2 separate regions of the Homo sapiens genome follow, and region 2 is linked to region 1. A link is a loop called in an ENCODE intact Hi-C map of the cell type or tissue named here. Cell type or tissue: IMR-90. All regions are shown on one strand. Links, peaks and the distances in the headings refer to the core of each region. The heading gives the core; the rest is flanking DNA.

Region 1 (8,332 bases), core at 1-8,000:
GAACACACAAATTGACTGGGTATGTTGAATCTGATTTTTAAAAGTAGTAGTTTTAAGAGCAAGTAAAGCTCCTCCTGTGTTCTGGGGATACAGAGAGGCTGGAAAGGATGCAAGAGTTCCTAGTTGCATAGAAAGTTTCTCTCCAAACTCTTTTGCAGATCCCAGTCTATATGAACCACCTCTTTGCAAAAACAAGTCCCTGACTGAGTCAAAGACAAAACCCCAGGTAGACCCAAGGGGAAAACCTACCACAACAATAGTGCTAGAACCTCCAGGTTTCCACAAACCTTAGGCATTCACAGCACCTAGGGTCTCTCTGAGACTTTCCTCCCTGGAATTCACTATTATTGTGACAACAGAAACCAGTTTCTAAACTGAGCATGAGTAGGCCTAAGTGGTATAATCAGCATAGCCAGGCCTCTGAAATATATGTTGTGTGAAGAATTGTCTCCAAAAGCTCAAGTCATGGGGTGGTCCTGAGGAAGGCTAGAATGCCTTTTACTTCAGGCGAAAAACAAAAAACAAAAAAAAAAAAACCTTCCTAATAGCCAGCCAATGTCTACATTCAAAATTTCATCCCTTTAGCTTATGTCTAAAATATAGAACACCCACTCTCCAAAAAATATTCATCTTATGTCAGGCACTCATATTTTGGAGTGAAAAAAGACATATTATCAGTTATAAATAGGAATGTCACAGGGACAGGAAGAGATGATAATTAGGTCTACTTCACAGTTCAATCTACATTTGCCCACTAGTCTTTCCCTTCATAGCCCAATAAGAACCAAGCTTTCAGCCAGGTCTCAAAGGTCAAGGAGACTCTCTATGGAGAGACAGGATTAATAGGCAAAAAGGATCTATCTAGAAAGCAACAGCCAGGTATCCTACTTACACATGGGCAACCCTGGCCTCATTTGGAAACCAGACCTCTTGGAACATCTGGAACTTAAAAGGGTATTGCCCAATAAAGGGTCTACCACCAAAGCCAGCTTCTGGATCCATCCATGAAACTCCCCAGCCACCATGACCTATATTTCCTTTTCTGACTTGTATCAGCAGGTGCCCACTGAGCCATTCCCTCATTTGAACTTGCTTATGCTCAGAAACAACTCATCTATAAACTCTCCCCACACTGCAGGTCACAGCTTTGGGCAGATCACAGCCAAAGGGTGAGAGAAATGGGAAAAGAGAACTGATCTCGTAAGCCTTATGTAAAATGACTGGATTTTAATAGAGTTCCTTGATGGGTACAGTGGCTCACACCTGTAATCCCAGCACTTTGGGAGGGATCCCTGCACAACACAGAGAGACAGTGTCTGTTCAAAAAATTAAAAATAGAAAGAAAAAAAAAGTTAGCCAGGCCCAGTGGCTCTTGTGTTTAGTCCCAGCTACCGGGAGGCTGAGGCAGGAGGATCACTTGAACCCAGGAGTTTGAGGCTGTAGTGAGCTGTGATCACACTACTGCATTCCAGCTTGGACGACAGATCAAGACCCTGTCTCAAAAAAACAAAACAAAACATAAAAGTGTTCCTTTCTACTGCAAAAGTATACCAGGGCTCCTGCTGCCTGATAAGCCTTCACAACTGCATAGGAAAAACCATGACAGATCAAAAGTAGCATGGTTTCCCTAGCAAGCAGACTCAGGGAAAAAAAAAAAAAAACAAAAAAAAAAACCTGTAGCATGGAATTCCCACCCTCATCAGTCAGAAGAAACAGAATAAGTCAACAAGTGGTCCCAGGAATTATATCATGTCTATGTCAAGAAAAGGCCATTTAACACCCTAGTTGTAAATAGGATTCCATCTAAGAAACCGCCTGGATATTTCAAATGCGCACAGCAAAGAGACAAGACTACCTAAGGGAAGGGTGGGACTAGGGTTCCCACGGTTGTTGGAATAGGCACACCTGAACACCAGGCTTTCAGGCAACAGAGGTGGCCCAGCCTTAACTTTCCCTTTCCAACATAAGTGGCCCCAACCTCCCCCATGCTGCTCAGTACTAAAACCGAATAGGAGCAATGAACTTATCATCTCACCAGGCCATTCTTCCAGACAAGTAGGCCTAAGATGGGGTCTTTCCTTGCTGATCTAAAAGGTCAAGTTGCCCCAAAGGCTTCTTCTTACTGCCAACAAAAAAAATCCTGAGTGCGGGGGATGAGGAAAGTTGTTCAGGAAAGATACAGGCATTTGCCATGACTACTGACCAGAAAGAACTTCTTGAACTACTTGGAACAGGCAGTGCCATGTGTGAATCCTCCATGAACCTCACATGTACAAACCTAGATTTCAACTTGCCCACTTCGGGCCACTCAGTCCTGAGCCAAAGCCTCCAGCCCAGTCCAGCCCGCAGCAAGGCCTTACCTGCTGCAGTGGACTCCTCAGAGTTGGCCCCCGAGCTGGTTCCTGTCGCCTTCTCACTGTGACTATGGCTGAGGCTCTGGCCCTGGTGCAGGAGGAGTCCCCAGAGGAGCCACAGGGCAAGACGGACGCATACATCCATGACTCTAGGTCTCAGTCAACATGCGTCTGATGTGGACACCTCGGGATCCCAGAGGCAAAGCCAGGAGCCCGGGAGTGCAGCCGACGGTCTCCAGGCAAGATGCCCTCGCGGCTCCGCAGCTGTCCAGCCACCCGCGAGCCTGCCCCCTCCAACAGCCAAAGGTCAAGTGCTCCAAGTTTGGGTGCGGGAGGAGGGCTGGCTCCTCAGGTCCAACAGTGGGTCCGCCGGGGCTGCGGCGGCCTGAGCTCGTGCCGCTTCCGGAGACTTCGGGCAGGGTGGCTGCGGGGCTGCTGTCAGCTCCGCAGATTACTACACCCCTGCGGAAGGGGGCGGCCGGAGTCTCCGCGGGCACAGAAGTGGAGGAGGAAGAGAAGAGAAGAGAAGAGAGGCGAGAAGGGGGCACCTGACCTCGCCCTGCCGAAGAGCGGCGAGCAGCAGAAGCTGGGGAGGGCGTGCGACCCGCAGGGTCCTGAGGGCGCGGGCGTCTCCGGGATCCTGGGCCTCCTAGGCCGAGGTCAGCGCCCCCGCCCAGTCCCGTGCCCAGGCGGCTGGCGGTGCCCAGGTCCAGCAGGCGGACGCACACCGGCCAGGCCCAGGACAGCGGCTTCCAGGCGGGCGGGCGGCGCGGGGCGGGCCCGGGGCGGGCGGGGGCGTGCGTCTCCGCGCCCGCCCCGCGCCGCCCGGTCCCCAGCGAAGCCCGGGCCAGCCCCAGCGCCCAGCTGGATCCCGGAATAACCGGTGAAGACGGCTCCCCGGAATCCCCGCCCCTAGCGGGCTCTCCCGGACCCCCGGCCCGCGCTAGTCTTTGCCAGGATCCCGCGCAAAGGATCAAGTCCCAGCTTCCCTTTCCCCACCGAGAGTCTCCAGCGCCAACCGCGGGCCGTCGGGCGGGTCCCTGACCCGCAGTTACTCAGGTAACTCAGGCCTGCGGCGGCGGCGACAGCAGCTGCCCTGCCCCGATCTCCGGGCCTTGGTGCTGCTCCACTCGCCTCAGTTCTAGAGCTGTCTAAACAGAGGCCCAGGACACGACGTTAGCCTCCCAGGAGCTGCCTGAGGCGACAACAGCCTGACCCGGCTCGGCCCGGGGGCGAGCTCCCAGCCCCCAACTCCCGGCCAGTTCCCAGGCTCCGCCCTCGCGCCTCGCCTGACAACCAATCGGCTTCCGCCTCTCTGCGGCTTGGGAACCCGCGCGCTTCGTCGCCCATGCGCAGCGGCCCCTGGTGGGAAAATCAGCAAACTGCAGACAGGACTCGGCGCTCCTGGGAGGGCCTGCTCTTTTGCAGAGGGTTGCCGAGTGAAGCTAAGACCCGCCCCGGGGGAGGCCCACGAGGGCCACTGGGGCCTGCGAGTGTTTTCTGAGGAAATGATGATGCCAGAAAGCAAAATGAAATGTCCAAACCACTCTAGCTAAAATTCCCCTACACATTCCTTGAGTCTGGGCTAAAGGGTGCCATCTGCTTTCCCGACCCCGCCTCCCTTCCCCTCCAAGCTAAGTGGGATGCCCTCCCTTAGCTCTCACAGCCCTTTTTCCTACCTGCCCTCAAGCTCTCAGCCCTTTAAGGTTTTTCGGTGGGGCCTGTAAATGCTTCCTCCCTGCATCTCATTCTCCCAGCTACCTCTCTGGTGGAGGAGGTGTCAGCGACTTGAGAATGAGTGCGCCAAAGAAGACAGAGCCACGCCTGAGCCTCCTTCAACAAAGCCTGCACTTCCTGTTCTCTTCTCAAGCGTGCTGTCAGCAGATCTTGACTGAAACCTCTGTGCCCTACCCTGTCCTTGGCACCAGACGCAGGGGAAAGGATCAGGCCCAGTCCCTCCTCTGACTGACAGTGCTAAACCAGCTACCTGTTCTGAGCAAGGCCCCTGAAGACTGGGAACACGAATTTGCCCAACAGCTGCCTGGCTTAAGGGTTAGGCCGTTGATATAAAAATACATGGCTAATGTAACCTACTACCACTCTCCCGGCTCTGTTAAGCTCCTGTCACACTAGCCTTCGTTAAGTTCCTAACCACGTCAAACTCAGCCACCTCACAGCCTTTGTATCTGCTGTTGCTTCTGCATGAAACACTCTCGCCTGCTCCCAGTTCCTCATGTAGCTGGTCTCTTACTCTTCCAGATACAGCTCAATGTGTCTCCTTAGAAACTTTTACTCTGCCCACCCCTTCAAAATCAGTCTGTGGCCAAAATTGGACCATTACATCTGTCTGCCCCTCCCCCAACAGATAGTGATTGCCACTTTTCAGGTCAGAGACTGTGCCTTATTCATCTCTGTGACACTAGGACCCAGCCATAGACCCTGCACATAGTAAGTTCTCTGTAAAAGCTGGATTACATGAGTTAATTCACTTGAACACTCAGATACTAAAAACTAATACCGGAATATTGGAAAATTGACCAGAACAGTTGAAACCCTACCTAGGTTCTCCTAGACCTATTCTCTGAGCCAGGGGTCTTAAATTCAAATGGCAAAATGGGCAGGTAGGTAATTCAATTAAGAAAAGTAGGTAGGAGTAATACGGAGTGGTGGGGACTGTGGAGAGCAGGCAGAAAGATGGGCCTAGTATTGCTGGAGTGTCATTAAGAGAAGATGGGGCTGGGTGCAGTGACTCATATCTCTAATCCCAGCACTCTGGGAGGCCAAAGTGGGAGGATTACTTGAGCCCATGAGTTCAAGACCAGCCTGGGAAACACAGTGGGACCCCCATCTCTACAAAAAAAATTTTTTTAATTAGCCATGAGTGGTATCTGGCTTCTGTGGTCCCAGCTACTCAGCAGGCTGAGGGGGGATGATCGCTTAAATCCAGGAGCTCAAGGCTGCAGTGAGCCATGATCACACCATTGCACTCCAGCCTGGGCAACAGAGCAAGACCCTGTCTCAATTAAAAAAAAAAAAAAAGAGAGAGAGAGAAGATGGAAATCTGGACTTTCATATGACATATCCTTTTTAAAAAAATATTAGCAATTCGTTTAAAAGGATAAAACCTTATATAGGCCACAGAAAACATGTCTGCAGCCCAGATTAATCACTCAGACTGACAGTTGATCATTTCTACCTAAGCCAGCTCTCCTGCCTGTGCACTCATTTGCCTAAGAGAACATGAAAGAAATGAGCAAAGTAAAGCATGTTTAACACAATTTCCTTCAAACTCGACTACAGCATTTCTTTTCACCACCATATGATTTCTTCGGGGTTATGGGTGCTTATCTATTTGGTACAACAAACAGATCTTGGAGGCAGGAAGCCAGGGTCTGTTACCAATTTACACCAAGACCTTAAACCTCTTGGAAGCTGTCGAATTTCCTGTGACGCTAAAATGGTGTCTAAGAACTAACAATAGTTACTATGATGCACCAATTTCAATGGTGGGTGTACACCCAGAAAATGTAAGCAGGGTCTTGAAAATTGTACACCCATGTTCATAACAGCATTATTCACAACAGCCACAAGGTGAAAGCAACCGAAGTTGTTCATGGATAGATGAATGGATAAACAAAATATGGTACATACGTACAATTAAATAGTACACAGCCTTAAGCAAGAAGGAAATCCTGACCATGCTACAACATGGATGAACCTTGAAGACAGCCAGCTAAGTGAAATAAGCCAGTCACAAAAGGATAAACACTGTGATTTCATTTATATGAATGTACCTAAAACAGTCAAATTCATAGAGACAGAAAGTAGAGTAGTGGTTGCCAGAGACTGGGGAGAGGGGAAAGCTGGGAATAGTTTCAATTTTACAAGATGAAAAAAGTTTTGGAGATTGGCTGCACAACAATGCGAATGTACCTAACATGACTAAACTGTACACTTAAAAATGATTAACATGAGGCCGGGCGCGGTGGCTCACGCCTGTAATCCCAGCACTTTAAGAGGCCAAGGCAGGCAGATCACGAGGTCAGGAGATCGAGACCATCCTGGCTAACACGGTGAAATCCTGTCTCTACTAAAAATACAAAAAATTAGCCGGGCATGGTGGCGGGCACCTGTAGTCCCAGCTAATCAGGAGGCTGAGGCAGGAGAATGGCATGAACTTGGAAGGTGGAGCTTGCAGTGAGCCGAGATCGCGCCACTGCACTCCAGCCTGGGCAACAGAGCAAGACTCTGTCTCAAAAAAAAAAAAAAAAAAATTAAGCTGGCAAAATGTATGTTATGTATTTTTTAACCACAATTAAAAATACAAATAAATGACCAGGCGCCGTGGCTCACACCTGTAATCCCAACACTTTGGGAGGCCAAGGCCGGCAGATCACTTGAGGTCAGTGATTTGAAAACAGCCTGGCCAACATGATGAAACCCCGTATCTACTAAGAATACAAAAATTAGCTGGGCGTGGTGGCGTGTGCCTGTAACCCCAGTTACTCAGGAGGCTGAGGCAGGAGAATCACTTGAATCTGGGAGGCAGAGGTTGCAGTGAGCCAAGATCACGCCACCGGACTCCAGCGTGGGTGACAAAGTGAGACTCCATCTCAAAAATAAAATAAAATAACAAATAAATGGTACCTGGGAGCCAAAGCCACAGCCTGGGCAACAGGAAGAAACTTCTGGTGTCTTCTCTGCCTCCAAGATCACGATGTGACACTAGAAAAGTCAGTTCCCCTCTGAATTTCAGTCTCCCCAACTATAAACTGGTCAGCTACCAGATTATTGACCCAGTGCAGCTTTAATATTCTACAAAATAAAAAAATTCTGAAACCTGATCAGAATCTGTGACCCTCATCTCTATAAGCCCCTATGCTTCGTCCTTCTAAAAGTGTGACCCTTGCAAGAACCCAGGTATGTACTAGGGCTCACACCTAAAATCCTAGCACTTTGGGAGGCTGAGATGGGAGGATCACTAGAGCCCAGGAGTTTGAGACCAGCCTAGGCAACATAGTGAGACTCTGTCTCTACAAAAAAATACAAACATTAACTTGGCATGGTGGTGTGTCCCCGTAGTCCCAGCTACTCAGGGGGCTGAGCCAGGAGGATGGCTTGAGCCCAGGAGGTCGAGGCTGCAGTGAGCTGTGATTGCCACTGCACTCCAGCCCAGGTGATAGAGCAAAAATCTGTTTAAAAAAAAAAAAAAAGAAAGGACCCCCTCAACATATTGTAAGCTTCAGGAGGAAACAGAGAGCTTTCTCCCCATCTCTCTTTTTATACCTATGCAGTATATCTCCCTTGCATTAATCTTAGGGCCTTGCTTAGATGTTCTGAAGATGTTGGCTAAATCAAATTGGATTAACTAATTCTTATGCCTCTATTCCACTGTTTGCAAGAGTTTTCACATGTATTATCTCATCTCTTCCTCACAGAAGCTCTGCTAGATAAAACAGGGGCTACACGGTGGTCCCCATGTTGACCTGAGGTCAACTTCTGTCCAAAAATAGGTGACTATGGGGTTCGGGTGCAGTGGCTCACACCTGTAATCCCAGCACTTTGGGATGCCGAGGAGGGCAGATCACCTGAGGTCAGGTGTTCAAGACCAGCCTGGCCAACATGGTGAAACCTGGTCTCTACTAAAAATATAAAAATCAGCAGGGTGTGGTGGCACGTGCCTGTAATCCCAGCTACTCGGGAGGCTGAGGCAGGAGAATCGCTTGAACCCAGAAGGCAGAGGTTGCAGAGAGCCAAGATTGCACCACTGCATTCCAGCCTTGGTGACAGAGCGAGCCATCTCAAAAAAAAAAAAAAAAAAAACCTGGGGGGTGAGTATGGTACAATAAGATATTTTGACAGAGAGAGGAGAGAGAGAGACCACAATTGATCTATTTTATTATTAGTTATTTTTGTTCATCTCTTACTGTGTACAATTTATAAATTAAGCTTTATCATAGGTATGTGTATAGGAAAAC
Region 2 (8,332 bases), core at 27-8,026, 400 kb after region 1:
CCCTGTAACACACACCCACTGGGGCTTCAACTATAAACATTCACCCCTGGACACTGCCATGGGGCTCCCTGCCTGTCTGCATGCTCCCCTAGAGGTTTGAGCAGTGGGGCACTGAATAAATGAACCACACCCGCATCGCATGTCCTTCGAAGGGGACAACGGAACTTTTCCCATTTCATCTGAGAGGCCAAGGCAGGAGGATCACTTGAGCCCATGAGTTTGAGACCAGCCTACACAACCTAGCAAGACCCCATCTCTACAAAAAAAATAAGTAAACAAAAAAAAAAAGCATTAAAAATTAGCCAGCTGTGGTGGCACACACCTGTAGTCTCAGCTACTCAGGAGGCTGATGTGGAAGGATTGATTGAGCCCAGGAGATTGAGGCTGCAGTGAGCCAAGATTGAACCACTGCACTCCAGCCTGGGCGACAGAGTGACACCCTGTATCGACAACAACAAAAAGAATGGAAAAAAATAACTTCTCAAATAGCTAGCAGAGGCAGATCTGGTTCTCAAATGCAGGTTTTCAAGGTTTCAATTCTTGTTTCTAGCAGTAATATGGAGAAACATGATCACTAATACATGAAGGAGAGGAGGTTTCAAGTTCTGATGAAAAGATGGTAAAGAGAGGAGTTAGTTGACTAGGAGTGACTAGGAATAGGAAGAAAACGCATGACACTACTTAGAGGAAAGAAGAAAAATGAGCATAGAGGTGACTGAGCAGACAGAAAGGACTTGGAAGAAGCGTGTTTGGCCCTGTCTCTAAGTTTTTTCCCTTGCTTTAGTAACTTTCCTGATGACTTGGATGAATCTTCTCTTCCAGGGTACCTAGTGTTCCCTTTCTGTCCACTTCTCCTTTCCCAGGGCCCATACAGTCTGGGAAAGCATGCTCTGCAGGCTTCTCGTATCTTTCCTTCCTTAATCAGCCCCTAGCATCTCTACATAACCCATATACACCTGGAGTTCCACATGTCCCAGTCTTTGCACTGCAGTGAATTCAAAGAATGGTAGACTCTAGCTGGGCGCAGGGGCTCACACCTGTAATCCCAGCACTTTGGGAGGCTGAGGCAGGCGGATCACTTGAGCCTAGGGGTTCAAGACCAGGCCTGGCCAACATGGTGAAACCCCATCTCTACTAAAAATACAAAAATTAGCTGTGCTTGGTGGTACATGCCCTGTAGTCCCAGCTTCTGGGGAGGCTGAGGCAGAAGAATTGCTGGAACCCAGGAGGCAGAGGTTGCAGTGAGCTGAGATCGTGCCACTGCACTCCAGCGGCCTGGGCAACAGAGCAAGGCCCAGTCTGAAAAAAAACAAAGACAAAACTAAACCAAAAAAACACAAAAAACTAAAAACGCGCACACACACAAAAACAAAGGTAGACTCCAATAGGAAAAATTCACTCAAAAGCAATTCAAATAATTATTCAGTCAACCCAGTTCTATCTCAGTTCTTTATTATATACATAAGCTTATTCTGTCCAGATGCCCTAGTTTTCTTTTTCTTATCTTTTTTTGTTTTCTTTTGAGACAGGACCTCACTCTGTCACCCAGGCTGGAGTATAGTGGCACAATCATGGCTCACTGAAGCCTCAACCTCCTGGGCTGAAGTAGTTCTCCCACCTCAGCCTCCTAAGTAACTGGGACTACAGGTGCATGCCACCATGCTCAGCAACTTTTTGTATTTTTTGTAGAAACGGGGTCTCACTATGTGGGCCAGGCTGGTCTTGAACTCCTGGACTCAAGAAGTCCACCTGCCTCAACCTCCCAAAGTGCCAAGATTACAAGCATGAGCCACTGCATCTGGCTGATTCCATAGTTTTCTTTTTCTCTTTGCCCATTGCCTGGATTCCATAAACAGAAGGAAAACCCAGGGGCTGACTTTGTAGGCAAGACTCTTTCCTCTTCAAAACGTAAATTGGCTCAAGTGGTACCAAAACTGAAACATGTTTATAACTTAACATCTTTTCTTCCTACCCCTTCAATCTCTTGAGCAATGACAAAAGGCACTGGGCTCTTTATTTGTGTAGGGAAAAGAAAGAGAGATCAGACTGTCACTGTGTCTATGTAGAAAGGGAAGACATAAGAGACTCCATTTTGAAAAAGATCTGTACTTTAAACAATTGCGTTGCTGAGATGTTGTTCATTTGTAGCTTTGCCCCAGCCACTTTGCCCCAACCACTTTGACCCAACTTGGAGTTCACAAAAACATGTGTTGTATAAAATCAAGGTTTAAGGGATCTAGGGCCGTACAGGACGTGCCTTGTTAACCAAATGTTTACAAGCAGTATACTTGGTAAAAGTCATTGCCATTCTCTAGTCACAATAAACCAGAGGCACAATACACTGTGGAAAGCCTCAGGGACCTCTGCCCTTGAAAGCAGTGTATTGTCCAAGGTTTTTCCCCATGTGATAGTCTGAAATATGACCTCGTGGGATGAGAAAGACCTGACTGTCCCCCAGCCAGATACCCGTAAAGGGTCTGTGCTGAGGTGAATTAGTACAAGAGGAAAGTCTCTTGCAGTTGAGATGGAGGAAGGCCACTGTCTCCTGCCTGCCCCTGGGAACTCAAAGTCTCGGTATAAAACCCAATTGTACATTTGTTCAAGTCTGAGATAGGAGAAAAGCTGCCCTGTGACGGGAGGCGAGACATGTTTACAGCAATGCTGCCTTGTTATTCTTTACTCCGCTGAGATGTTTGGGAGGAGAGAAACATAAATCTGGCTTACGTACACTTCCAGGCATAGTACCTTCCCTTGAACTTAATTATGATATAGATTCTTTTGCTCACATGTTTTTTGTTGACCTCCTTAATATCACCCTGCTCTCCTACTACATTCCTTTTTGCTGAAATAATGAAAATCATAATCAATAAAAACTGAGGGAACTCAGGGGCCGGGGCCGGTGCATGTCCTTGGTGTGCTCAGTGCCGGTCCCCTGGACCCACTGTTGTTTCTCTATACTTTGTCTCTGTGTCTTATTTCTTTTCTCTGTCTCTCATCCCACCTGACTAGAAATACCGACAGGTGTGGAGGGGCAGGCCATCCCTTCATCTGGAGCCCAGAGTGGAGCCCTTCTCTAGGGTGAAGTTACGCTAAGAACGTGAGCATTGAGGACAGCCGACGAGAGATTCCCGAGTACGTCCACAGTCAGCCTTGTGGTTAGCTTGTGCGCTCGGAGGAATCCAGGGTAACAATGGGGCAAACTGAAAGTAAATATGCTTCTTATCTCAGCTTCATTAAAATTCTCTTAAGAGGAGGAGTTAAAGCTTCTACAGAAAATCTAGTTATGCTATTTCAAACAATAGAACAATTCCGCCCATGGTTTCCAGAACAGGGAACTTTAGATTTAGAAGATTGGGTAAAAATTGGCAAAGAACTAAAACAAGCAATTAGGAAGGTAAAATCATCCCACTTACAGTATGGAATGATTGGGCCATTATTAAAGCAACTTTAGAACCATTTCAAATAGAAGAAGATAGCGTTTCAGTCTTTGACGCCCCTGAAAGCTGTGTAATAGATTGTGAAGAAGAGGCAGGAACAGAGTGTAAGAAAGGAATGGAAAGTTCACATTGTAAAAATGCAGTAGAGCCTGTACTGGCTTGGTCAATGCAGAATGTTGACTATAATCAATTACAGGAGGTAATATATCCTGAATCATCAAAATTGGGGGAAGGAGGTCCAGAATTATTTGGGCCATCAGAGTTTAGACCACGATGGCCACCAACTCCTTCTCCCGCGGTTCAGATGCCTGTGATGTCACAATCTCAAATGCCAATCCAGGCACAGTATCCGCAATACCAGCCAGTAGAAAATAAAACTCAACCATCGGTAGTTTATCAACACCAGCCGCCAGCCGCATTTCAGTATCGGCCGTCTCCAGAGGTTCAGTATGGATCTCAGGCAGTGCGTCCTGTGCCAAATAGCAAGGCACTACATCAACAACCCACGGCGATGGCGTTTGATCTTACAGTACCACCTAGTGGACAAGATAGTGCACTGCATGAGACCATTGCTACAGCCAGAAAACAGGGAGATCTTGAGGCATGGCAATATCCGGTAATGTTACAACCGATGCCGGCCGGGAAAGCGAGTCAGGCAGGAGCGTCTGTCTGAACTGAGACTAGATATGAATCTTTCACCATAAAAATGTTAAAAGATATGAAGGAAGGAGTTAAACTATATGGACCTAACTCTCCTTATATGAGAACATTATTAGATTCCATTGTTCATGGAAATAGACTTATTCCTTATGATTGGGAAATTTTGGCTAAATCTTCCCTTTCACCCTCTCAGTATCTACAGTTTAAAACCTGGTGGACTGATGGGGTACAAGAACAGGTACGAAAAAATCAGGCTACTAATCCTGTTGCTTATATAGATGCAGACCAATTGCTAGGAACAGGTCCAAATTAGGGCACTATTAACCAACAATCAGTAATGAAAATGAGGCTATTGAACAACTAAGGGCTATTTGCCTCAGGGCCTGGGAAAAGATTCAGGACCCAGGAACCTCCTGCCGTTCTTTTAGTTCAATCAGACAAGGCTCTAAAGAGCCATATCCAGACTTTGTGGCAAGGTTGCAAGATGCGGCTCAAAAATCCATTGCGGATCATAATGCCCGAAAAGTTATTGTAGAAATAATGGCTTATCAAAACGCAAATCCGGAGTGTCAATCAGCCATAAAGCCATTAAGAGGAAAGGTTTCAGCAGGAGTTGATGTAATTACAGAATATGTGAGGGCTTGTGATGGGATTGGAGGAGCTATGCATAAGGCAATGCTATTGGCTCAAGCAATTACAGGGGTTGCTTTAGGAGGACAAGTTAAAACATTTGGGGGGAAATGTTATAATTGTGGTCAAATCGGTCATCTAAAAAAGAATTGCCCAGGCTTAAATAAACAGAGCAAACAAACAAAAAAGAGCCACCTGGCCTGAGCCCAAGATGTGGAAAAGGAAAACATTGAGCTAAGGAATGTCGTTCTAAATTTGATAAAAATGGACAACCATTGTCGGGAAACGGGAAGAGGGGCCAGCCCCAGGCCCCGCAACAAAGTGGGGCATTCCGGATTCAGCCATTTGTTCCTCAGGGTTTTCAGGGACAACAACCCCACAGTAAATACCACCATTTCAGGAAATCAGCCAATTACAATACGACAATTATCCCCTGCCACAGCAGGCAGTGCTGCAGTAGATTTATGTTCTACTCAAATGATTTCTTACTCCCTGGAGAGCCCCCGCAAAAGATTCCTACAGGGGTATATGGCCCGCTGCCAGAAGGGATGGTAGCCTTATTTTAGGAAGATCTAGTCTAAATTTGAAAGGAGTTCAAATTCATACTGGGGTAATTGACTCAGATTATAAAGGGGAAATTCAGTTAGTGATCAGCTCTACTGTTCCCTGGAGTGCCAATCCAGGTGATAGAGTTGCTCAATTACTGCTCTTGCCTTATATTAAAATTGGGGATAGCAAAACAGAAAGAACAGGAGGGTTTGGAAGTACCAACACTGCTGGAAAAGCTGTTTATTGGGCTAGTCAGCTCTCAGAGAATAGACCTGTGTGTACAGTTACTATTCAGGGAAAACAGTTTGAAGGATTAGTGGATACTGGGGCTGATGTTTCTATCATTGCCTTAAATCAACGGCCAAAAAATCGGCCTAAACAAAAGCCTGTCACAGGACTTGTTGGTGTGGGCACTGCCTCAGAAGTGTATCAAAGTTCCAGGATTTTACATTGTCTAGGACCTGATAATCAAGAGAGTACAGTTCAGCCTATGATTACTTCTATTCCAATTAATTTATGGGGCCGAGACTTATTAGAACAGTGGCATGCAGAGATTACTATTCCAGTCTCTCTATACAGCCCCACGAGTCAAAAAATCATGACTAAAATGGGATATCTCCCTGGCAAAGGACTAGGGAAAAATGGAGAAGGCATTAAAGGTCCAATTGAGGCTAAGGGAAATCCAGAAAGAAAAGGACTAGGGTATCCTTTTTAGGGGTGACCACTGTAGAGCCTCCAAAACCCATTCCATTAACTTGGAAAACAGAAAAGCCTGTATGGGTAAATCAGTGGCCACTACCAAAACAAAAGCTGGAGGCCTTACACTTATTGGCAAAAGAACAATTAGAAAAGCATTCATTTTCGCCTTGGAATTCTGTGTTTGTAATTCAGAAAAAATCATGCAGATGGCACATGCTAACTGATTTAAGAGCTGTTAATGCAATAATTCAACCCATGGGGCCTCTCCAACCTGGGCTGCCCTCTCCAGCCATGATCCCCAAAGATTGGCCTTTGATTATAATTGATCTGAAGTATTGCTTTTTTACCATTCTTCTGGCAAAACAGGATTTTGAAAAATTTGCTTTTACTATACCAGCCATAAATAATAAAGAACGAGCCACTAGATTTCAGTGGAAACTGTTGCCTCAGGGAATGCTTAATAGTCCAACTATTTGTCAGACTTTTGTAGCTCAAGTTCTTCAACCAGTTAGAGACAAGTTTTCAGACTGTTATATCATTCATTATGTTGATGATATTTTGTGTGCTGCAGAAACAAGAGACAAATTAATTGACTGTTACACATTTCTGCAGACAGAGGTTGCAAACGCAGGCCTGACAATAGCATCTGATAAGATCCAGACCTCCACTCCTTTTCATTATTTGGGAATGCAGGTAGAGGAGAGAAAAATTAAACCACAAAAAGTAGAAATAAGAAAAGACACATTAAGAACATTAAATGACTTCAAAAATTACTAGGAGATATTAATTGGATTTAGCCAACTCTAGGCATCCCTACTTATGCCATGTCAAATTTGTTCTCTATCTTGAGAGGGGATCCAGACTTAAATAGTAAAATAATATTAACTCCAGAGGCTACTAAAGAAATAGAATTAGTTGAAGAAAAAATTCAGTCAGCAAAATTAAATAGAATAGATCACTTAGCCCCATTCCAACTTTTAATTTTTGCTACTGCACATTCTCCAACAGGCATTACTGTTCAAAATACAGATCTTGTGGAGTGGTCATTCCTTCCTCACAGTACAGTTAAGATTTTACATTGTACTTAGATCAAATGGCTACATTAATTGGTCAGGCAAGACTATGAATAGTAAAATTGTGTGGAAATGACCCAGATAAAATCATTGTTTCTTTAAACAAGGAACAGGTTAGACAAGCCTTTATCAATTCTGGTGCAGGGCAGATTGGTCTTGCTGATTTTGTGGGAATTATTGATAATCATTACCCAAAAGCAAAAATCTTCCAGTTTTTGAAATTGGCTACTTAGATTTTACCTAAAATTACCAGACAAAAACCTCTAGAAAATGCTCTGACGGTGTTTACTGATGGTTCCAGCAATGGAAAAGTGGCTTACACTGGGCCAAAAGAACAAGTCATTGAAACTCAATATCACTCAGCTCAAAGAGCAGAATTGGTTGATGTCATTTCAGTGTTACAAGATTTTAATCAGCCTATTAACATTGTTTCAGATTCTGCATATGTAGTACAGGTTACAAAGGATGTTGAGACAGCCCTAATCAAATATAGTATGGATGATCAGTTAAATCAGCTGTTTAAATTGTTACAACAAACTATAAGAAAAAGAAATTTCCCATTTTATATGGCTCATATCCGAGCACATACTAATTTACCAGGGCCTTTAACTAAGGCAAATGGACAAGCTGACTTGCTAGTATCATCTGCCTTCATGGAAGTACAAGAACTTCAGGCCCTGACTCGTAAATGTAACAGGATTAAAAAACAAATTTGATATCACATGGAAACAAGCAAAAAATGTTGTACAACATTGTGCTCAGTGTCAAGTCTTACACCTGCCCGCTCAAGAGGCAGGAGTTAATCCTAGAGGTTTATGTCCTGATGCATTATGGCAATGGAAGTCACACATGTACCTTCATTTGGAAAATTGTCATTTGTCCATGTGACAGTTGATACTTACTCACATTTCATATGGGCAACCTGCCAGACAGGAGAAACTACTTCCCATGTTAAAAGACATTTATTATCTTGTTTTGCAGTCATGGGATTTCCAGAAAAAATTAAAACAGATAATGGGCCAGGATACTGTAGTAAAGCATTTCAAAAATTCTTAAATCAGTGGAAAATTACATATACAACAGGAATCCCTAATTTCCAAGGACAGGCCATAATTGAAAGAACTAATAGAACACTCAAAGCTCAATTGGTTAAACAAAAAAAAGGAAAAAGTAAGGAGTATAACACTCCCCAGATGCAACTTAATCTAGCACTCTATACTTTAAATTTTTAAAATATATATATAAATCAGACCACTACTTCTGCAGAACAACATTTTACTGGTA

Evidence for each region. A loop is a pair of places that touch in the nucleus more often than their neighbours do. Peaks named below come from ENCODE experiments on the same cell type or tissue, not always from the same donor. Only the 100,000 strongest peaks of a DNase experiment are listed, where the experiment ranks them.
Region 2: it touches region 1 in a loop (5-fold over the local background); 3 of 110 quality-filtered maps call a loop at or near these places.

The regions. Positions count from the first base shown.
Region 1 is chr11:3,850,438-3,858,769 of GRCh38, reverse strand. STIM1 (stromal interaction molecule 1) reads right to left here and starts at 3,106. Exons shown (of 13, transcript NM_001382567.1): 1 at 2,361-3,106. The coding sequence starts at 2,499. It overlaps STIM1-AS1 (STIM1 antisense RNA 1), which reads left to right and starts at 3,192. Exons shown (of 2, transcript NR_183662.1): 1 at 3,192-3,413; 2 at 4,112-4,447. It overlaps MIR4687 (microRNA 4687), which reads right to left and starts at 2,708; the gene lies at 2,629-2,708. RefSeq lists enhancers at 2,191-2,240, 2,251-2,330, 2,481-2,690, 2,906-3,851, 4,061-4,130 and silencers at 2,911-3,070, 3,131-3,190, 3,671-3,720. In IMR-90, for the core only: a CTCF peak has its summit at 3,715 (motif pointing left); a DNase peak (open chromatin) is centred at 3,669; H3K4me3 peaks cover 1,765 bases; H3K27ac peaks cover 1,663 bases.
Region 2 is chr11:3,450,668-3,458,999 of GRCh38, reverse strand. It overlaps the pseudogene ENPP7P15. Among named protein-coding and RNA genes, the nearest start is that of ZNF195, 76 kb to the right of the region's middle. RefSeq lists an enhancer at 1-73. In IMR-90, for the core only: a CTCF peak has its summit at 3,973 (motif pointing left); a DNase peak (open chromatin) is centred at 3,929; H3K27me3 peaks cover 758 bases.